Linked DNA regions of Homo sapiens: region 2 is linked to region 1. A link is a contact called in ENCODE Hi-C or POLR2A ChIA-PET data. All regions are on one chromosome and are shown on one strand. Each heading gives the region's core, a stretch centred on a gene start or an enhancer-like site at or near the end of the contact. The rest is flanking DNA. Distances are from core to core; before and after follow the strand shown. Region 1 has its middle 6.7 kb from the start of VPS37B. Region 2 overlaps ABCB9 (ATP binding cassette subfamily B member 9).

Region 1 (6,390 bases), core at 1,004-3,503:
GTGGATCGCTTGAGGTCAGGAGTTCGAGACCAGCCTGGCCAACGTAATGAAACCCCATCTCTACCGAAAATACAAGAATTAGCCAGGTGTGGTGGCATATGCCTGTAGTCCCAGCTACTTGGGAGGCTGAGGCAGGAGAGTCACTTCAGCCTGGAAGACGGAGGTCTATAGAATGGTCATAGGAGGGGAGGGTGAATAAATGACATTATGAGAACTTAAATGTCCAACACTATGGGAATGGTTAAGTAAATTGTAGTAAATCTGATCAATGGTATATTTTCAGCCATTAAAATAAGATACGCAAAGACTATGAAGCTACGTGGAAAAAGCAACATGAGTTAAGGTACAAAGGCAAAATATAAATGTAGGCTGGGCATGGTGGCTCACACCTGTAATTCCAGCACTTTGGAAGCCTGGGGTGGGAGGATCCCTTGAGTACAGGAGTTCAAGGCCATCCTGGGCATCAGAGGGAGACTCTGTCTCTACAAATATAAAATTAAAAAAAAATAGCCCGGCACGGTGACGCATGCCTGTGGTCCCAGCTACTTGGGAGGCTGAGGTGGGAGGATTGGTGAGGCCCAGGAGGTTGAGGCGGCAGTGAGCTGTGGTCGCACCACTGCACTCCAGCCTGGGCAAGAGATTAAGACCCTGTCTCTTTCTCTGTCTCTCTCTCTCATTCTCTGTATGTGTGTGTGTCTGTGTATATATATCACATGTATAATGTGTATACAGACTGATTATAATGAACAAGCTATATTTCTATAGGACAAAGACTCGAGGGTAACAAAGTATTTAAGTTGTTAGTGGAGAAGTTAGTGATTTTTTTTTTAAGGTTACAACAATGCTTGTGGATTGAAGTTTTTTTTGGTTTTGTTTTTGTTTTTTTGAGACAGAGTTTCGCTCTGCCGCCCAGGCTGGAGTTCAGTGGCATGATCTCAGCTCACTGCAACCTCCGCCTCCCAGGATCAAGTGATTCTCATGCCTCAGCCTCCTGAGTAGCTGGGATTACAGGCACATGCCACCACACCCAGCTAGTTTTTATATTTTTAGTAGAGACGGGGTTTCAACATGTTGGCCAGGCTGGTCTCGAACTCCTGATCTCAGGTGATCCACCCACCTTGGCCTCCCAAAGTGCTGAGATTACAGGAGTGAGCCACTACACCCGGCCAAGGATTTTTGTATTTTTTTTTTTAACTAAAAGGAAGAAAACGAATATAACTAATGTAAATGTAGCTGCTCACAACCTCAAGAAAAACAAAAAAGAGTTTATTAAATATCACTGGCAAAACCAAAATGGTCACCAACAAAAATAATAAAATCCTGCAAACCCAAACTTACGTGCTGCACCAACCCACAATAAATAAAAATGTATTGGGTGATATGCCATGAAACAGAGCAGGGCAGATTTTCACAGCCTGATTTTCACTAAACTCCCTGCTGGAGTGTTACTGAAAATTCACTTTTCTTACTATTTACTTAAAGGAAGATGGGGGTCTTAATCTTGCTCTTTTTTTTTATCTCTCAACAAAAATGCTTCTGTTTTGCATCATTATTTCATATTTAAAAAGAGGTGATAAAGCTATTTTTACCTCTTGTGTTGATCAACCCAGCCAGGGAGAACAACTGCAAGACCACTTAACTTTTTTTTTTTTTTTTGAGACGGAGTCTCACTGTCGCCCAGGCTGGAGTGAGTGGCACAATCTTGGCTCACTGCAGGCTCCGCCCCCTGGGGTTCACACCATTCTCCTGCCTCAGCCTCCCGAGTAGCTGGGACTACAGGCGCCCGCCACCTCGCTCGGCTAATTTTTTGTATTTTAAGTAGAGATGGGGTTTCACTGTGTTAGCCAGGATGGTCTCGATCTCCTGACCTCGTGATCCGCCCGCCTCGGCCTCCCAAAGTGCTGGGATTACAGGCGTGAGCCACCGCGCCTGGCAAGACCACTTAGCTTTTGCTTCCCTTATGAATGATTTCTCTGGTCACCCCTAGAGAGGACCCCAACTGTTTTCAAGTCCCAGAACCTTGCTTTCCTCATTAAAATAGCCTTCAGAAAGTGGCCCTGCAGCATTTTTTGCCTGATTTGCCTTGACACCGCAGATAAACCACAGAGGCAACAGCCTGTTCTCTGCTTATATGCATTGCGATAAGCCTGACAGTTTCAAGAAGATTAGGTTCATCCACTAAGAAATTAACTCAGCTCTAACATTCACCTCGAACCCTGACAATGTTGAAAAACCTTACGTCTAAGTGGTTATAACACTTGAGTTGGTTTACACATAGGTAAAAGTACAAAGACAGGATTTCCAGGCATTGGGTTTGCAAATTCTCTAGAGAGAAACTAGAAACTGAAACCCTCTCAAGGTGGTTTTTTGTTTTGTTTTGTTTTGTTTTTTTTTAGGAAACCTTTATAGGTTTTTGTTTGCTTGCTTCTTTAGTTACAAAAGTAATTTGCACCTTGAATTTCTTAACTGAGTCATGGGCTTATATTATTATCTATTCCTTTTGATAAATTTGAACTATTTATAATAAAATATACAAATTAACATCCAAATACTTAAAAATAACGTTTGTTTACTGTAAAAACTGTCTAAACTGTGAGAAGTGTGTAAGCTGAAAAGTTAACAACAAACCCTATTGAACCCATGTCCCAGAGGTAGCCACAGTGATCAGTTTTGTTTCGGTTCTAGAATTTTTAAAAAGATAAACATGTACGGGCTGGGCGTGGTGGCTCACGCCTGTAATCCCAGCACTTTGGGAGGCCGAGGCGGGTGGATCATGAGGTCAGGAGATCGAGAACAGCCTGGCTAACATGGTGAAATCCTGTCTCTACTAAAAATACAAAAATTAGCCGGGCGTGGTGATGCATGCCTGTAATTCCAGCACTTGGGAGACTAGATGGGAGGATCACCTGAGCCCAGGAAGTCGAGGCTGCAGTGAGCAGTGATCGTGCCACTGTACTCCAGCCTGGGCAACAAAGGGAGACCCTGTCTCGAAAAAAAAAAAATTACCTGGGTATGGTGGCACATGCCTGTAGTCCCAGCTACTTAGGAGGCTGAGTCAGGAGGATTGCTTGAGCCCAGGATTTGGAGGCTGCAGTGAGATATGATCGTGCCACTGCTCTCCAGCCTGGGTGACAGAGCGAGACCCTGTCTCAAAAATAATAATAAAATGGCATAAAATAAAATTCAAATAGTAGATAAGGGGGTCAAACAAAAACCATTAACAACTTGTGTTTCCTTCCAGAAGTTTTTTCAGTGCTTATTCAAGCAACTATATTCATATCCACCCTCCTACCCACTTACTTTTTTTTTTTAAAGCAAGAGAGATCACACTCTACTTATATGGAACGTGTCACTTTGCAATCATATAGCTAAGGACAAATCAATATAACTCCTTAGCGACATTAGCTGACCCATAGCTGGTTCCAAAAACTCTTGAAACCTATTCAACAGGTGTTGCCTGAATTTACCTTTCCCCTAGTAGTGCTGAAAATAACGTTGGTGTTTTTTTTTTTTTTTCCTTTGAATTCCATGCAGGGTGTTTTCTTCTTTTTTTTTCAAGTGAAGATTCTTCTCAGCAGAAGGTGTTAATCCAGGCACTAAATCTGGAACATTCTAATCACTGTGAAATTTTGCATGTCTCGTCTTAGGCAGAAAATGTGTGAAGATACCAGTTTATTCTGCTCTTACCTTGCGGTCCTTCTCGAGGTGATTCTGCATATGCTAATGATCTTATGTCAGCTCCCACCTCAGTCACCCCCACCTCTTCACCTCCTGGACCTGTTGCCCTCAACGTCAGTGCTACAGAAACCCACCTAGTTTACGCTCTTCTTTCAAGAGGGGGGTGCCTTATCTGATGCACTCGAAATCTACTCCCTCCTCCCAAGCCTTTCTATTTATATAACTGCATAATGTTTAACTGTACAGGGAAGCTATGAATCCTGTATTCATTTCCTATGCTGTGACAAACAACCACTAACTTAGTGGCTTAAGCAACACTCATTTCTTCTCTTACAGTTCTGCAGGTCAGAAGTCCAAAATCACGAAGTCCTAAAGTCAAGATGTTGGCAGCCCTGGTTCTTTCTGGAAACTCAGAGGGGAGAATCAGCTCCCTTGCTTTTCTCCCAGCTTCTAGGGGCCTCGGTCAATCTCTGCCTGTTTTCAGATTGCCTCCTCTGACCCTGACGCTCCTGCCTCCCTCTTAGGAAGCCTTTTGTGATGACATTGGACTCACCTGGATAGCCCAGGCGCCACTCCCCACCGCAAGGCCCTTCGCTTAATCAGACCTGCAAAGACCTTGTACCACACAAAACAACGCTGGCAGGGCATGAGGATGTGGGTGTAATTGGGGAATTATTATTTAGTCTTCCACGCCATCATCCTTTACAAATAAATAAATTAGGACAAAGAAACTAAGTTCTCCTTGGCCACCAACTGTTCATCCTTTCTCCCCATGGGCGACCACTGTTAACACTCCTTGGTGTGAATTTTTCCAGACCATTTTTATTCTTTAACATATATACATATGAATGCACAACAGATTTATTTAGTGTTGTTTTGGGTAGTATTTTTGTTAAAAAATATGGCATCCTATTCTGCAACATGCTTCTGTCTCTGTTTTGAAATCCATCTCTATTAATACACGTAAAACTAGTTCAGCTACCACTTTTAAAAAATTACTTCTTATTGTGGTACAATATACATAAAGTTTATCATTCTAACCGTTATTATTTATTTATTTATTTTTGAGACAGAGTCTTGTCTGTCACCCAGGCTGGAGTGCAGTGGCAGATCTTGGGTCACTGCAACCTCCACCTCTTGGGTTCAAGCAATTCTCCTGCCTCAGCCTCCTGAGTAGCTGGGATTACAGGTATGCACCACCATACCCAGCTAATTTTTGTATTTTTAGTAGAGACAGGTTTCGCCATGTTGGCCAGGCTGGTCTCAAACTCCTGACCTCAAGTGATCTGCCCTCCTCAGCCTCCCAAAGTGCTGGTATTACAGGCGTGAGCCACCGCACCTGGCCCCTGCTCCTGTGTGTGTGTGTGTGTGTGTGTGTGTGTGTGTGTGTGTGTTTGTTTTGTTTTTGTTTTTTTGTTTTTTTGAGATGGAGTTTTCGCTCTCGTTGCCCAGGCTAGAGTGTAGTGTGACTCGATCTCGGCTCACTGCAACTTCCACCTCCCAGGTTCAAGCGATTCTCCTGCCTCTGCCTCCCAAGTAGCTGGGATTACAGGCATGTGCCACCACACCCAGCTATTTTTTTTTTTTTTTTTTTAACTAGAGACAGAGTCTTGCTCTGTCACTCAGGCTGGAGTGCAGTGGCGCAATCTCGGCTTACTGCAACCTCCGCCTCCTGGGTTTAAGCAATTCTCCTGCCTCATCCTCCCGAGTAACTAGGACTACAGGCACACTCTGCCATGCCCGGCTAATTTCTTTTGTATTTTAGTAGAGACAGGGTTTTCACTGTGTTGCCCAGGCTGGTCTTGAACTCCTGAGCTCCAGCAGTCTGCCCTCCTCAGCCTCCCAAAGTGCTAGGATTACAGGTGTGAGCCACTGCACCAGGCCTAATTTTGTATTTTTAGTAGAGACAGGGTTTCACCATGTTGGCCAGGCTTGTCTCAAACTCCTGACCTCAGGTGATCCACCCACCTTGGCCTCCCAAAGTGCTGGGATCACAGGCATGAGCAACCATGCCCAGCCTCTGCTGTATTTTTAAAGTGCCCATGAGGGACCGGGCATGGTGGCTCAGGTTTGGGAGGCCTAGGCGGGCAGATCACAAGGTCAGGAGTTCAAGACCAGCCTGGCCAACACAGTGAAACTTCGTCTATACTAAAAATACAAAAATTATGCCATGGAATACTATGCAGCCATAAAAAAGGATGAGTTCATGTCCTTTACAGGGACATGGATGAAGCTGGAAACCATCATTCTCAGCAAACTAACACAAGAACAGAAAACCAAACACCGCATGTTCTCACTCATAAATGGGAGTTGAACAATGAGAACACATGGACACCAAGAGGGGAACATCACACACCAGGGCCTGTCAGGGGGTTGGGGGCTAAGGGAGGGATAGCGTTAGGAGAAATATCTAATGTAGATGATGGGTTGATGGGTGCAGCAAACCACCATGACACGTGTATACCTATGTAACAAACCTGCACGTTCTGCACATGTACCCCAGAACTTAAAGTATAATATAAAATATATATATACAAAAATTAGCCAGGCATGGTGGCAGATGCCTGTAATCCCAGTTACTTGGGAGGCTGAGGCAGGAGAATCGCTTGAACCGGGGAGGCAGAGGTTGCAGTGAGCCAAGTTCATGCCACTGCATTCCAGCCTGAGCGACAAAGGTAGACTCTGTCTCAAAAAATAAATAAATAAATAAAA
Region 2 (6,390 bases), core at 1,128-3,627, 45 kb after region 1:
TTCCCTGACCCATCCCAGGCTGCAGGGGGAGGTGAGGGCAGACCCAGCCACAAACTGAAATGCCGGCCGTTGGCAGGGGTGTCTTCCAAGGCTTGTCACTCATGCCTTCCCCTGCCCCGAGCATTTCCCTACAGAGGCCTCCAGCTGGAGCAGGCTGTGGGCTTGGCCACAGAACAAGGCTTTCTTTGTGAGGTCCTGGCACACACATGCCACCCCCAGGCTCCTCAGCTTGGCCACCTGGGAACTATTCGTCCTCCTCATGGGGAAGAGCATGACTCAGAGAGGGCAAGTGCCCTGGCTAAGGTCACACAGTGAGCTCTCTGTCTCCTCCCCCAGTGGGGTTCCGTGAAGAAGGGGCTGTGATGGGAGCGCCCATGCCTTCCTCCTGTGCCTGGGGGGCATCTGGGAAGGGAGTGGAGTCTGAGTACCCATGGCAGCCCACACCCTAGTCAGGGACTCCATCTGTCCTCCTCATGCCCAGCCAGAACTAGGCTGCTGTCTGGACCACCGTGCCTTGGTGGAAGCTGCAAAGGCACCCCCTGCCAGCAGACGGATTGCTAAGAGGCTCAGCTAGCTGAGCTGGACCTTAGCCCCTCCTCTCCTCCTTGGCTGATACTTTTGGGAGGTGGCAGCACCAGGAAGTCCCAGATATCCTCTTTCCCCTGGCTCCCCTGTAGACCACCAGCTCCCTCCTCCCTCTCACTCCAAACCCTCCTCATTCCTCCGCAGCTATGCCCTGACCTGCCCACCTCCCATGTGTGTCCAGTGTAGCAGTGACATGATCCAAGTGCTCCCCATCCTCCAAGGAGAGGCTGTGACGCACTCCCGGGAGTGTGCCAGACACTGTCGGGAGTGTGTGTGGCTGTGACATGAGACCTGCCCGAAAGTGGCCTAGGGACCTGCTGACTCCCCACCTCAGCAAGGATGTTTCCCCAGCTGGGAAAAGAAAGCTCCCACCCTGCCACCCCACGTCAGGTGACTGGGAGAGGGGCAGCCTTGCTTCTGGGAAAGATTCTCAGCAGGGCGCGGTGGCTCACGCCTGTAATCCCAGCACTTTGGGAGGCTGATGCGGGTGGATCACCTGAGCTCAGGAGTTCGAGACCAGCCTGGCCAAGATAGTGAAACCCCGTCTCTACCAAAAATACAAAAATTAGCCAGGCATGGTGGCGGGCGCCTGTGGTCCCAGCTATGCAGGAGGCTGAGGCAGGAGAATCGCTTGAACCCAGGAGGCGGAGGTTGCAGTGAGCTGAGATGGTGCCACTGCACTCCAGCCTGGGTGACAGAGTGAGGCTCTGTCTCAAAAAAAAAAAAAAAAAAAAAGAAAGACAGACAGATTCTCCACCAGCTTGACACCAACATGCAGGACTGATGTCCTAGATCGAGGGCTTCCCCCATCTTTGCATCCCATCCCTCCACAGCCAGAGCTGCCTGGCCAGGGGCACGTACCCCGCTGCCCCAGACGTAGTACATGTAGGCAGCTGCCTCCTTCCTGTTCAGCTTGTACACCTGCTGCAGCTTCCGCAGGTACACCTCTGCCTCCTCCTCCTCATTGGCGAAGCTCCGGACAGTCTTCATGGCACTGATGGTCTCCTCCGCCGTGTTGCTCGCTCTGGCCAGGGCATTCTGGACCTCTTTGGAGAGCCTCTATGGACAGGAGGGGGACAAGAAGGAGAAGACCCCAAAACAGCCTCACTATGTACTGGAGCCCCCAGGCCTCTCTGGGTTTTTCCACCCTTCGCTGGCACCAGCTATATGCAAGAGGTTCCTAGGACAAAAAGACAAGATCTAGCCCTTTCTCCCCCATCCCCTTCTGGCTCAATTTGACACACTCAGGTAGTCAACTCCAGAGAGGCTCTTGGGGCAATGGTTTCAGCTCCTGAAGGATAGGGCACGGTGCTGATCGTTAAGTCATCCCCAGTATTCAAAAGAGGCTATTCATGACTGGACAGTTTTTGGTAATCCTTTCAGAAAAGGGGCCTCAACACCTGACCCTGTGCTGGAAGAGCAGGGGATGCCTTGGACGGTTGTTCAGGTTGTACACTATTTAAGAAACACCAACTATTAAAGGGGCACCATTTACATCATCAACATAAATTATGTTAGAGCCTGAGGGTTGATAAAGAGATTCCAGAACTCCCAGCCAAGTTCTACATGGTGGCAGGGGCCATGGGTTGTGAAATCTGCCCACACCATGTGCATGTCACCACAGGCAGAGCTGAAAAGTGGTCCCAAGTGTGCGGCCATCAGGCTGCTGTTCACCAGAGTCCTGGAAGAGGCCCCTGGGTGGAGCTGTTCACACTTTGCAGGAGTCACTATGCTGATTCTCAAGCCAGCCAGGAAGGCTGCCTGAGAGTCCAGGACAGGAGCATGCACTGGCATGTCCCATGACCATGTGTCACGCCCCAGCCGCAGGAAGCATGCAGGGTGCCTGAGTCATGTTTGGCCATGGGCGGTGTGTGTGGTTTGTGGAGATGACTCGCTGGCTACACACAACACATTCAGGCATGGGGTGGAAAACCCAAACAGAGCCTTCCTGAGGCCTCCCTTAGCTGAACTAAAAGGCAGGGCCTGCAGTGCACACAGAGGTGGGGGCTGAGGGGGAGCTCCAGGGTTTCTTGCTCCATCCCAGGGGCTGGTGGGAAGGCCGGAAGCAAGGGGTGGGGAGCAGCGTGCCAGAAATGGCTCAGACTCTAAAGAATAGATTTACTTTCTCATCTCAGTGAGGACGGTGGGGAGGCTCGTGACCAGGAACTTCGGGAAGAGGTCCTACCTGTGTGGCTGGAGAAGACTGTGGGGAGTGGCCTCACCGGGGGCTGGGTGGGAGATGGCTTCCTTTGCTACCCTGGTCTCAGGTCACCAACACCAAAGGCTCCAATGGAGCTGCGACAATGACTTACCCGGCACCACCTGGAGGCCGTCATGCATCCAAGCCCCTGCTCTAGAAGTACCCCACGTGGGCCTGGGTGACTGTGAGGGGGTTGCCTGTACCTGTCACAGGGTCACAGCCCTGCCTGTCTGAACCCAGCCTGTCTGTCCCTTAGGGCTCGGGGGCACCCGCCCATTCAGGAAGCAGGAGGAGGGTGAGGTCAAACCTGGCTCACGGCCCTAGCTCGGAAGCAGAAGCAGTGCCGTGGGGTGGCCAGAGGGGACAGCAGCCTGCCCATGATGGCATCACAGCGGGCCCGCGATGGCATCACAGCGGGCCCGCACCACCCCCACATACACACCAGGCACGTTCCAACCCAGGGCCTTTTCACTGGCTGTGCCCTCTGCTCAGCACATACCTCCCAAGATGCCCGCCTCCTTCAGACCCTTATTCAGATGTCCCCTTCTCAGCAAGACCTATTTAACTTGTATTTATTCATTCATTTTAGAGACAGGGTCTTGCTGTGTCACCCAGGCTAGAGTATAGTGGCACGATCATTGCTCACTACAGCCTCGACCTCCTGGGCTCAGGCGATCCTCCACCTCAGCATCCCAGGTAGCTGGGACCACAGGCATGCGCCACCAAGCCCAGCTAACTAAAAAAAATTTTTTTTTGTAGAGATGGGGTCTTGCTATATTGTCCAATCTTGTCTCGAACTCCTAGGCTCAAGTGGTCCTCCTGCCTGTGCCTCCCAAAGTTCTGGGATTACAGGCATGAGCCACCGGGCCCAGCCAGTAAATCCAATTTAAAATTGCAGCTACACCCAATGCTCCCAATCCCTCTGCTCACTTCATGTTTCTCCTTAGCACTGACCATCTTTTACTGTATTGTGGATTCTCATTCTTTATGCTGTTGGTACCTAGTATCTGTCTCTGACACTAGATACAAGTTCCAGGAAGGCAGGGGCCTTGTCTTTTTCACTGATGTATCCCAGTGCCTGGGACATAGCAGGTGGTCAATAATTATTTATTGAATGAGCGAAGAAATGAATGAATGAATGCAAACACAGCCTCAAGACCTGTCCTTCACTAGCCCTTAGTGGCCCCCTGAGCCCCTCCTAAGGGGATGTTTGGGGGCTGCCAGGGTGCACAGTCCCCAGCAGAGACAGGGCAGGCCTACCTTGTAGTACTTGCCGTAGATGTTGGACACCATCATGATGATGGGGAAGCCCATGAAGGTGACCAAGGAGAGCTGCCATGAGAGGCTGAACATGAAGACCACCACGCCCGTGACCTTGACTGTGTTCCGCAGGAAGACATTGATGTTCTGGGAGACCAGGTCGCTGACCATGGTGGTGTCCGAGGTCAGGCGGGAGATGAGGTCCCCTGGAACACACGCGGCTCAGCTCTCACCACAGCAACCCGGGCCTTGGGGGTGGCGGTGGGGGATGCTAAGGGGCCTCTGAGACAGACACTGGGAAGCCGGGCCTCCCTACCTGTGGGCGGGGTTGGGGGGTGGGGGAGAAGAGCAGATACCCCTCGAGGGCTACTCTGAGCCAATCCCAGTCATCAGCATCTTGCTTAAGCTTCATGACATCCCGCTGTACAGCGGAGGAGGCTGGGGCTCAGAACAGGAAGGCCCCCGTAGAGTCACACAGCCTGTCCGTGACTGAGCCAGACTTCAAACCCATGTCTCCTCCCTGTCACTGGCAGAGGGGGTAACTCCTCTTCCCTTCTAGGGAAATAACAACCTGGCTGGTGGCGGGCAGGAAAGCGCAGACACTTCTTACCTAAGTTGGACATTGTGCTAAGAGCTGTGTAAGGACCCCATGGGGTGGCTACTATCCGTGTTCCCATTTTACAGACAAGAAAACAGAGGATCAGAGAGGTGAAGTTCGTGAGTGGAGGAACCAGGGCTTCGACCCAGGCCGGTGTCTCTCAGAGCTTGGATCTTGGTGGATATTCTATCGTCTTCCCCGTTGTGGCCCCTGGCCCTCACCTGCTGACCCCCATGGGAGCAGGGTCTCTGTCGGCCACAGGCGTGGGTAGTCCTGGACCTGGTGGTTTCCATGGGGCAATGGAAAGCAAGGCCTTGGCTCCTGCAGGGACCTCGGGTGGCCTGGCCTGGGCCCCACAGAGGCCGCAGCCCACACCAAAACCTCAGTGAGCAAGCCAGCTCCCAGGACACAGGCCAAGCCCAGGGTGTTCCCAGCCTGAACTAACAGCAGGAGGAGAAGACAGAGGGCTGAGACCACCCACACGCCCATTTCATTCCTCAGTGCCAGGCAAGCCCACAGGGGTGGGGCCCAGCCCCCAGGACACCTAGGGCACTGGAAGGACCAACCTGTGCGGTTCTCATCAAAGAAGCTTGTCTCCTGGGACACCAGTGAGCGGAAGAGACAGTTTCGAAGGCGAATGTTCAGTCTGGCAAATATGAGGGTAAAAATGCCGCCCCGAATACCTGCGGCAAATGAGCTAATTGCAGATAAGAGATATTATAGCACGATGTCCTTCCAGACCAGTGACCACACCCGGCTGCCCCCTCCCGCTGCCGGCAGGCCTGGGAGCCCCACCGCAGCCCCACTCCAGGGCTGGCATCCCTGCGGGGTCCCCCTCATTCCCAGTGGGAGCCCCCCTCAAGGTGAGGGCAAAGGGGACAGTTGTGGGACAAGAGACCCAAATGTGCCAGCCAGACCCTCTTCCTTCCAGAACAGCTCAGACAAAGCCGGTTCTGTTTGGGACCAGATTCCTACTTGGAAAACAGCCAGGGAGGGTGAGCAGGGAACCCTGAGGACTGAAGCCCTTTTCAGGGACCAGAGGGTGTGGTTCTAGGGTGCTCTAAGACAGTGTGGAAGCCGGTTCCCAGGGTGACCAGCTGAGGGACAGGCCCACCAGGGGCATTTCCAGGGCCTCCCTGGCCCCTGTCTTCCTTAGGAACAGGCCCTCCCTTCCCTCCCTGGTGCAGGTCGGGGTGTGCGGGGCAGGGCGTGGGGGTTGAGCCAGCTACCTGCCAATGGCCAGCAGGCACACGATGACGACAGCCGTGCTGAACTGATCCATGCTTTTCTGGATGACGATGCCATCAATGGCGCGGCCCGTGTAGTAGGGCAGGAAGGTCTCTCCTGGGGGAGGCAGGGCAGCCTCAGGGACGTCTGCAGCCAGGGGAACCCGCACCCTTCCTCCTGAGGCTCCAGAAGTCCACACACCAACCCCTCTGCCCACTCCACCGGTGGGCTTTCCTCCCTCGGCAAACTCTTGCTGCCCATCGTGGGGCCCCAGGGTGCTTAATGCCCCCCTCCTCAGAGAACAGGGGAGCACTGGGCCTTGCATCCACACAGCCTGCTGGTTCTTCTTTATTTATAGTGGCTACCAGGCATCGAGCCAGGGCTCCTGCAGGATGCTTCATTCTCTTGTTTTTTGAGACAGGGTCTCGCTGTGTCCCCCGGGCTGGAGTGCAGTGGTGTAATCATAGCTCACTGCAGCATCAAACTCCTGGGCTCAGGTGATCCTCCTGTCTCAGCCTCC

What was found. Hi-C counts contacts between places; a loop is a spot of excess contacts on that map. ChIA-PET counts read pairs that join two places held with the same protein, here RNA polymerase II (POLR2A). Pooled maps may share reads with other maps.
Region 2: a loop to region 1 is called in a map of Calu3, with 5 times the contacts of the local background. The contact joins two enhancer-like sites. A Hi-C loop is called at or near these places in 29 of 168 maps with a recorded cell type or tissue (B cell, CD14-positive monocyte, CD4-positive, alpha-beta memory T cell and 23 more), 26 of 37 single-sample maps with no recorded cell type and 26 of 50 pooled maps. POLR2A ChIA-PET finds 5 or more read pairs at or near these places in 25 of 52 experiments (A549, A673, AG04449 and 21 more).

Annotation. Positions count from the first base shown.
Region 1 is chr12:122,899,583-122,905,972 of GRCh38, forward strand. No RefSeq gene overlaps it. Among named protein-coding and RNA genes, the nearest start is that of VPS37B, 6.7 kb to the left of the region's middle. Within about 2 kb of position 2,254, at least 4 of the 41 ENCODE cell types and tissues checked have a DNase peak (open chromatin) inside an H3K27ac peak, as active enhancers do.
Region 2 is chr12:122,944,579-122,950,968 of GRCh38, forward strand. ABCB9 (ATP binding cassette subfamily B member 9) reads right to left here. Exons shown (of 12, transcript NM_019625.4): 3 at 5,873-5,987; 4 at 5,210-5,340; 5 at 4,046-4,251; 6 at 1,447-1,644. Among named protein-coding and RNA genes, the nearest start is that of ABCB9, 19 kb to the right of the region's middle. RefSeq lists enhancers at 593-1,402, 2,033-2,781, 2,304-2,573, 2,644-2,703. Within about 2 kb of position 2,378, at least 31 of the 41 ENCODE cell types and tissues checked have a DNase peak (open chromatin) inside an H3K27ac peak, as active enhancers do.